Regions from separate parts of the Homo sapiens genome. Here all the other regions are linked to region 3. Evidence: chromatin contacts called from ENCODE Hi-C or POLR2A ChIA-PET data. All regions are on one chromosome and are shown on one strand. Each heading gives the region's core, a stretch centred on a gene start or an enhancer-like site at or near the end of the contact. The rest is flanking DNA. Distances are from core to core; before and after follow the strand shown. Region 1 overlaps LOC107986292 (a long non-coding RNA gene). Region 2 overlaps SEPTIN11 (septin 11). Region 3 holds the start of STBD1 (starch binding domain 1).

Region 1 (2,789 bases), core at 68-2,567, 890 kb before region 3:
AAAGCACTTTTCTGTAGCTGGCACGCAAGAATTACGATATTTAAGCTATGTAACTTGCTACCATCGCACCTGTGAAATTGTCAGTCAAGATAATGAACATATCCATCATGCTGTGTACTTTTGAGTCTGTCACTAAGATGCCACTTTATCTTTTCCATGACAGATGGTTTGCCTTTCCTAGTAAGCCTAAAGGAAGTGTCCATTCTCAATGCTAACGATCTGTTCAACTAGATGAAATTTCCTGTTTCAACTACTAAGTTTCTAACTGCTATCAGAAGTGCTTTCAGGTGTGTCAGTCTGACATTACCTGAGGCTTGCCAGTCAACGAGTCTCCCACCTCCACAACCAGGTGGAAGGTCAGTTGCAGCCCACAGGTTGCGTGTCTTCGAGGCAGACAGCTGCTTTCTGCTGAATATGATTAAGATCCTAACTTCCTAGTAAGGAGTCTTAAAAGCCACATGCTTGAAGTTCATTTTAGTTTTTTTTACTAATAGGTCACAAAGGGACGTTTCCTACCCTCAAAAAAAAACTAATTCAAAGTTGATCTACATTTTCTTATGGTTTTCATCGAAGTGGATCTAATTTTTAGTCTCTGAAGAGATGAGAAGCTAGCTTTTTAGTCACTTTCCACCATTACTCCAGACAGGTGTTTAATAGAGACTTTGGGATTCCAAATAGCTAAAAGGAAGTTCTAAAGATTGCTGCGCTTGCTTTAAACGTAGAACCTCTAAACCCGTGTATTTCTCTTGGAGTTTACGTAACTTCAGTAAGTTAGCTATAAGAGTGGCTTTGCTAAAGTCTATGGTAGAGATTAAACAGAAGTCAAGAGACAGGAGCCTTCTCAGCAAGTAAGGCTTGAGCATGAGAGAAGAAACCTCAATTCAAGATTGTATCTTAAGCTTCTAAAAGAACAAACTCTAAGAAAGCACAGTAACTGGAAGAGGCAAGCCTGCTAAAAACGACTTCAGGGAGTTGCTGTGACCTCCTAGGAGGTATTTTCTGCCCACACACAACGCCTAGTTCCCCTTCTTTCGAGTTCCTTAGTCCGCTTAAGTGCCCTCGCTTTTTTCTTCGTTCATCTTTCACTTCTAAAGCAAGCTAACCAAAGTTCCCCCTTGAGAATTACCAAGAGCTTGGTCCTTTCCACCCACCCCTCCAGCCACCAGAGAACTTCTTAGTACCTCGCAGGCCTACAAAGCTTTGGAAGAAACCCCGCCCGACCAACCCCAAACCATCCACCAGCGGAACAACCCACAGCCCCGCCAGGCTTCCTCGCCTTTTACACTTGAAGCCACGCCTTCCCCCTGGGTGAGGACCAATGAGAAAGCGTAGGAGCTACTTCAACTCCGCAATTGGTCCCAGACGGCTGCCAGGTGAAACCAAGCCTCTGGACGCCCCAGGGCTTTCTCTTGGGGCTTCCTACTTTAGACAGGCATTTCTCCCCTCCACCCGCTTTTTTTTTTTAACTACATTGTAAAGGCTGTTGAGTATTTTGAGAGAATAATTTAGAGTCACCTTCAAAAAGTGGCTGAATCAATTTCCCTTCCAGCACTTAGACAACATGGAAGATGTTTAGTGTGCCCTAAAGAATTTCAGAAGAAATATGAGTAGCTATTTGGTCAGACACTGGTGTTGAACACAAATATCCTTACCGTCAGACAACGCTGGTATTTCTCATCGCTCACCTGTGCGTGTTATGCATTTATTCGTTCATTCACAAGTATTATTGAGGAGGATGACTCAATGGAAGCAAGGAAGTAACCCAGTGAGGCTTTGGGTTTTGTCTGTGCTTCGCAAACGGCGGGCTAGAAAGTATGAGTATCCTCAGGACTCACATGTTTCTGGAAAGTCATTCCACTTGTACATTTGGGGATAAAAAGATTTATTTTATATTAAGACAATAGTAATCCAAACCAATATAAATAAATGAATGGGAAAAGAGATAAATCTTTCTTGCAGAAAAAGTTCAAATAATATATGTAACTCCCCACTCCAGGAGGTGGAGTTTAATCACCACACCCGTTCCTTGAGTCTGAGCAAGTTTTAGAGAATCCCTTCCAAAGAACAGAGTAGACGAAGGGAAAAGTAATAACTGTATAGTACAGAAACCTCAGCCGGGCGCGGTGGCTCACGCCTGTAATCCCAGCACTTTAGGAGGCCTACGTGGGCGGATCACGAGGTCAGGAGATTGAGATCATCCTGGTCAACACGGTGAAACCCCGTCTCTACTAAAAATACAAAAAATTAGCCGGGCATGGTGGCGGGCCCCTGTAGTCCCAGCTACTCGGGAGGCTGAGGCAAGAGAAAGGCGTGAACCCGGGAGGCGGAGCTTGCAGTTAGCCACGATCGCGCCACTGCAGTCCAGCCTGGGCGATAGAGCAAGACTCCATCTCAAAAAAAGAAACCTCGCAGGCACTATCTTAACCAAGTGATCCAGATTAATATGATCAAAGATAAACCATGTTGCTATTATGTACCCCCTGATATGATGAGAAGAGCACTTCGCTCCCATGGTATGCTTCTTCAAACCCCATACCCCTAACATAATCATAAGAAAAACATCAAAGTCAAACTGACAGCCATTCTACAAAATGCTGACCAGTAATCTTCAAAACAGTTAATCAAGGTTATGGAAATAAAGAAAGACTGAGAAAGTATTACATACCAGAAGACACTATAGAGACGTGATGAGTAAGTTCAATGTCATACCCTGGATGGGATTCTGGAACAACAACAACAAAAAAATCTATATTAGTGAAAAAAAAAAACTGGTGAAATCCAAATAAGTT
Region 2 (2,700 bases), core at 7-2,506, 690 kb before region 3:
TGGGTGATTTATGCTGTTATATAAAATGGTACTGGCTGCCCCCACAACTTTGAATGCATCCCGTGGGTGTTGGAGATAATCTGTGAAACCTTTTTTTCTCAAGATGCAGAGATCAGCTACAGTCCCTCAGTTATAATATCATGGTTATGGTTTGCAATTTCAGAAATTAGACACTGAAAGTCTTCTCCTTGGAGACAGGACTCCTAGTGTTCTGGCTGTGTTGTCAATGAACTTTATATTCAAAATACTGGAGTCCAGGTGAGAAAATGATCCTCAAAGCTCCATTTTTATTTTTATTATTTATTATTTTTATTTTTATTATTTATTTTTTGAGATGGAGTCTCACTCTGTCGCCAGGTTGGAGTGTAGTGGCACGATCTCAGCTCACTGCAACCTCTGCCTCCTAGGTTCAAGTGATTCTAGTGCCTCAGCCTCCCGAGTAGCTGGGATTATAGGCACGCGCCACCACGCCCAGCTAATTTTTGTATGTTTAGTAGAGACAGGGTTTCACCATGTTAGCCAGGCTGGTCTTGAACTCCTGACCTCGTGATCTGCCCGCGTCGGCCTCCCAAAGTGCTGGGATTACAGGCATGAGCCACCACACCCAGCCATTTTTTTTTTTTTTTAGAGACAGGGTTGCACTGTCACTCAGGCTGGAGTGCAGTGGTGTGATCATAGCTCACTGCAGCTTCAAACTCCTGGGCTCAGCCAGCTTCAGCCTCCCAAGTAGCTGTGACTACAGGCATGTGCCACCACTCCCAGCTTCAATGTTCCATTTTATTTAAAAAAAAAAAAAAAAAAAAAAAAAAAAGCTTTGTACAGGATCACTTAGTCAATGTTTTCAAAAGACTGGTTTTCATCATCCTATTTTTATGTTACATAATCAAGAGGGTGATTTCTTTTAACAAGCAAGGACTAAGACCCCATTTCAAATGTTTGTGGTCACTATATAGGCACAGAAATGTGACTCCAGAAATGCAGTGATTTTAAAGGACTTCAATGGTTTTATTAATAATAAAATGTCTAAAGTCCATATCAGCTCTAAAATTCTGATTCTGTGAAATAAGACTAAAAGCCACCACACTGCCTGAATACCATGGTGGCAGCTGCAGATTTGAGGTCAATGGGACAGACAACAGATGTCTAGTCTATGAATAGTTTCCTTGAAACCTGCCAACAGTGAATATGAGACTCAAGAGTAGGCACTTATCCTTGACCAGGATGGCATGGTAGGCAGCTCACCAAACAGCTTCGAGGGCAGGCCCCAGTGGGCAGCAGTCCTTGTAGCTGGGCAAGCCTTCCAACAATACTGTACTTCTTCCAGCCCCAATCCTTGTACCTGCCCCTTCCTCTTTAGATACCTCAAAGGTTCAGACAGCAGGTGTTTTTAAGGTGTTTACCACATCCGCCAAGACTTGGGGGAGGAGGGTTTGAAATGAGTCCTGGGTTATTTTTAGAACTCTTTCCACCTAGCTGTGCAGTAGCTGTTGTGTATCAGGCTAGGAGAAGCCATGGCACCAGCCTTCATTTCTGCTACATCACTGACTTCAACCGTTCGTGAACGGTATGAAAGAGACAACGCAGGGCAGAACTATCATCCCACATTCCCTCTCTCCACCGCCACATAATTCTGTTAATTTCAGGGGGAGGGGAGAATGGTTTATTGCTCTGGATTCTGGATCGCTGGGTTTTTAGATACCAGATATCCACCTATGAACCAATCCTGGGAAAGAATCAGAGTTAGTAATTATAGCTCTCATCCCAGAACCCAAAGCTCAGCATCTCATATTCTCACCGTTTCCAAAACACGAGAAGCCACCCACACACCCACTAAGTATTTTTATACCCATTGAAAACCACATACAAAATGAAGGGTTATAAAACAGTTTGGTCTTGACATTTTTGAAATTTAAAGTTGTATCTTTAGAGTCTGTCTTCTAACACTGTAATATAGAATATGTAAATTTTATAATACAGTTTTTACATTTCATAATTTGAGCCTAATTCTCTGCCCAGTATTAAAGGAAACCTGAGAGTCACTGCCCATCAGTATGTGATGGGGGAAAGGGAAAAAGAAGTTCCTTCTCTGGTTTATGAACAGGCTTAAAAACTGGAGAGAACGGCACTGGAGGACATGCACAGGGCAGCTCTGAGCACCTTACCCAGTGCCTCCAGCACAGCAGCTGAACCGCATCCCTCCAGTCCAGCATTTTATAGCTCTTCCCTTAGCTACCACAAGCCAAGGATTGAGGGGTCTTTTTTGAGTCTCCAGGCCCAGTTTCAGGGAACTGCATATATTCCATGTCGTTAACACTAACACATCTGGAAACGACTCTCTGAATTTATCTCTAATATTGAACTCTGCTTGGCATCCAGTTCTGAATTTCTATCAGAGGAACACTTCTCTTGGGTTGTCCCATCTGTACTTCAAACTTGATGTTCATGAAACTGAAATCATATTCCTCTATCCCAAACTCGCCCCTTCTCCAGAGTTCCCTATTTCTGTTAACAGTACTTAGCCATGCTTGAGACCAGCTCCCCTCCCACCATCAACTCTGAAGTCTTATCAATACTACATCCTCCACATTTCTATTCCTACTAATTCAACAGCCTCCCAACTGGCCTCCCTGACTTGATCTCACCCTCTCTAATACTTCCTCCCTCCACCTTGCCATCAAGGGGATCTCGGTACTCAAGGTC
Region 3 (2,830 bases), core at 187-2,686:
GCCTCCCAAGTAGCTGGGACTACCGGCGCCTACTACCACGCCCAGCTAATTTTTGTACTTTTAGTAGAGACAGGGTTTCACCATATTGGCCAGGCTGGTCTCGAACTCCTGACCTTGTGATTTGCCCGCCTCGGTGATGGTGGGAGTTGGAAGTGAGAATGAACAAATATTATTCTGGATTCCCAACTTTTCAACCTAAAGCATGAGATTGGTCTTCAGAAAAAAGATAAGTGAACTGTCTAGGCATCCCAGACCAATCACAGTAAAGGCACACGGGCAGATTTTCATATGGCTGCACATGAACACCACTGGGCTAAAAATAAAGTTCACAGATGTCATTTTCACCATTAGGCTTCTGTCCAGGCATGGGCAGCTTGCCAAGGGAGGGCACTGGACGGTAAGCTTTTCTGCCAGTGTTCGCTCTCTGCTTAGCAAACGGTCCCTAAAATACAGAAATTTAAACCCAGATGTCAATTCTACTCATCAGGGTTGGGTCCCCTATTTAAGTAGTCCCTTCCTAGGGATGACTATCCGGCCCTATTCTGGGGCAGCGTGGAGGGGACTGCCGACAGTGCTGAAAGGGGTGACCAAGGCACATCCCCAGGGCCTCAGCCACAGCCTTCATGGCCAGAGTCCAACCTGAACTTTGCCTTCCTAAAGAAGCATCCAGATAGCAGGAGGCGCCCGCAGTTCGGGTGTTCCCAAACCCAGCTCTTCATGGGCTGTGCGATGGGAGGATGTCAGACTACCCGGATTGGGACTTAGAAAATGTCCCTGCTTGGGCAGAGATCGAAGAGGCTTGTAGGATCCCCTAAACCTAAGCCCCCCTTTCCAAAGGCCGGGAAGGGGCGCCGCCACTGCAGCCGCCCGCACTGCACCAAGCGCCGCCAAGTGGAGGAGCTCATCCCCGCCGGAGGGGCAGGACCAAGTCCTCAGGCGCGGGCGCTGAGGGACTCGGCAAGGGCGCGGCCCTTGGAGGACCAGACAAGAAACCTGCCTGCGCGTACCAACCAGCCTGGGAAACCGAGGGGCGTGGGGATGGCCCAGTCCCCTTAGGAGAGCCCGTCCGCAGGAATGGGCCCCTAGGAAAGCTCCAGGTGGGTTTGTCTCTTTGCTCCCTTCCTCGATGAACCTCAAAGCTCTGGCAGATGTGCCCTGGAGTCACGGGGGGAAGAATACCTGGTTTGGTGACCAGCTCCTGCCCGGAAGGTCCAGGGCTCAGTCCGCTGCTGCCACTCTGATGGCCTCCCGGAATCGCAGCTCCCCCAAGAGGGGCGTCTTTCTCCTGCTCCGCATCCCCGTCCTTCCCGGTGTCGCCAGGGCCGCCCCGCAGCAGCCAAACGAAAAGTGCTCCGGCCAGACCCCCTCCAACCAGCAGGGCGGACCAGACGGCGCCCATGGCTGAGAGGCCGCGGCCGCAGGAGACTACAGGGACTGGGACCGGGGCTCAGGTCACGCACACAGAGCCACACCTACCCCGCCCGCTCCAGCCTTTTACGGTTTCTGCGCCGGGCACTCCGGCGGAGCCCGGCCCTGAGCGACCAGTACTCAACTTTCCCAGCCCCGCCCCGCTCCCCGCCCCTGGGCTGCAGCCCCGGGCTCCCTCCCGGGGAAGACTCCAGCGCTCTTCTGTCCCTACACTTTCTGTTCCCGGCCTTGCCAGTTGCCAGCGGCCAGGGGCGCAGGGGTCGGCGTTCCACGTGTGTCCCGCGTGAAGAACCCAAGTGCGCACAACTGCCCCGCGCAGCCGGGACCTGCCCCACCGCCCTTCCTTCTTCCGCCTGCTGCCCGCGAGGCCCAGCCCTGCCTCGGCCCGCACCGGGCACCTCGGCGCCTTCTCCCCAGGGAAGCTCAGCAGCAACGCGGTCAGCTAGAGGCCGAGAGCTTCCTGGAACTTAGAGGTGGGAGAGGCCGCGGGCGTCGGTGACGCGCGGGCTGGAGCGCGGGCTAGAGCGGTGGCGCGTTCGGGTGGGATGGGTGGCCCGGAGGACGGCGGGCGCGGTGCGGGGAAACTGGGAGCCCTAGTGGAAGCTCCGCTCCGCCGCCAGCTCAGCGCGCTTAGCCTCCCCAAGCTTCCGCCTCCTCGCCTGTAAAATGGAAGGACTGGACTGAGGACCATCCATCTAAAGATGCCAGTCAGCTCAATCACATCCAGTCTCGTCCTCTTTGGGCGTGTATGGCTGCTGCGAAATGCGCACGCATCTGTATGAACTGGATGTTGTCCATGGACGAGCTCCTACAGATAAGTTTGTTAATAAAAACAGCAGCTCTTTATTAAGCACTGTCTGTATTCCGGATGTTTTAAGTGTGTATTTAATTTAATCCTCACAAGACAACAACCCTGTGCGGTGTTATATATATTTCTTTGTAAATCCTTTCCTCTGCTGATCTGATGACTTTGCACAACAGCTTCAAGCTGATGATCCCCACGTCTATGTCTGCAGCTCACACCTTTCCCTTGGACTCCGACATTCAACTGCTAAAGGCCACAGATACCAAACACCTGCCTTGGAGTAATTGCTATAATTGCTCTCTCTGGTAGGGCAAATTATCTAATGTGCCCCTTGCTCCGAATGGACAGTAGCCCTTAACGGGGTGCAAGGTTCTGCCAGTGGGGTTACTGGAAGGCTGATGCACGCCTTGATGCAGGCCACAACTTCTGTAATCATAAGAGAGGAGGTAGAGGAGAGGTGAGGGCGAAGACTGCCTACTGGGCATCTCCTCGTGGATGTCTAATAGACATCTCAAACCCAACTCATCCAGACCTGAACTCCCCACCTAACTCCCCAAACCTACTACTCTCCCCACCTTCCCCATCTCAGGAAGTGGC

Evidence for each region. A loop is a pair of places that touch in the nucleus more often than their neighbours do. ChIA-PET counts read pairs that join two places held with the same protein, here RNA polymerase II (POLR2A). Pooled maps may share reads with other maps.
Region 1: a map with no recorded cell type shows a loop between it and region 3 (3-fold over the local background). The contact joins the enhancer-like site here to the promoter of STBD1 in region 3. A Hi-C loop is called at or near these places in 1 of 37 single-sample maps with no recorded cell type and 7 of 50 pooled maps. POLR2A ChIA-PET finds 5 or more read pairs at or near these places in 1 of 52 experiments (activated T-cell).
Region 2: a loop to region 3 is called in a map with no recorded cell type, with 6 times the contacts of the local background. The contact joins the enhancer-like site here to the promoter of STBD1 in region 3. A Hi-C loop is called at or near these places in 4 of 37 single-sample maps with no recorded cell type and 5 of 50 pooled maps.

What each region holds. Positions count from the first base shown.
Region 1 is chr4:77,192,144-77,194,932 of GRCh38, reverse strand. LOC107986292 (a long non-coding RNA gene) reads right to left here. Exons shown (of 4, transcript XR_001741742.1): 4 at 2,360-2,722. Among named protein-coding and RNA genes, the nearest start is that of CCNG2, 36 kb to the right of the region's middle. RefSeq lists an enhancer at 1,029-1,078. Within about 2 kb of position 1,317, at least 7 of the 41 ENCODE cell types and tissues checked have a DNase peak (open chromatin) inside an H3K27ac peak, as active enhancers do.
Region 2 is chr4:76,993,012-76,995,711 of GRCh38, reverse strand. The region is part of intron 1 of SEPTIN11 (septin 11); the gene reads right to left. Among named protein-coding and RNA genes, the nearest start is that of SEPTIN11, 45 kb to the right of the region's middle. RefSeq lists an enhancer at 1,152-1,301. Within about 2 kb of position 1,256, at least 5 of the 41 ENCODE cell types and tissues checked have a DNase peak (open chromatin) inside an H3K27ac peak, as active enhancers do.
Region 3 is chr4:76,305,339-76,308,168 of GRCh38, reverse strand. It overlaps STBD1 (starch binding domain 1), which reads right to left and starts at 1,436. Exons shown (of 2, transcript NM_003943.5): 1 at 1,180-1,436. The coding sequence starts at 1,399. All of the region lies in intron 6 of FAM47E-STBD1 (FAM47E-STBD1 readthrough), which reads right to left.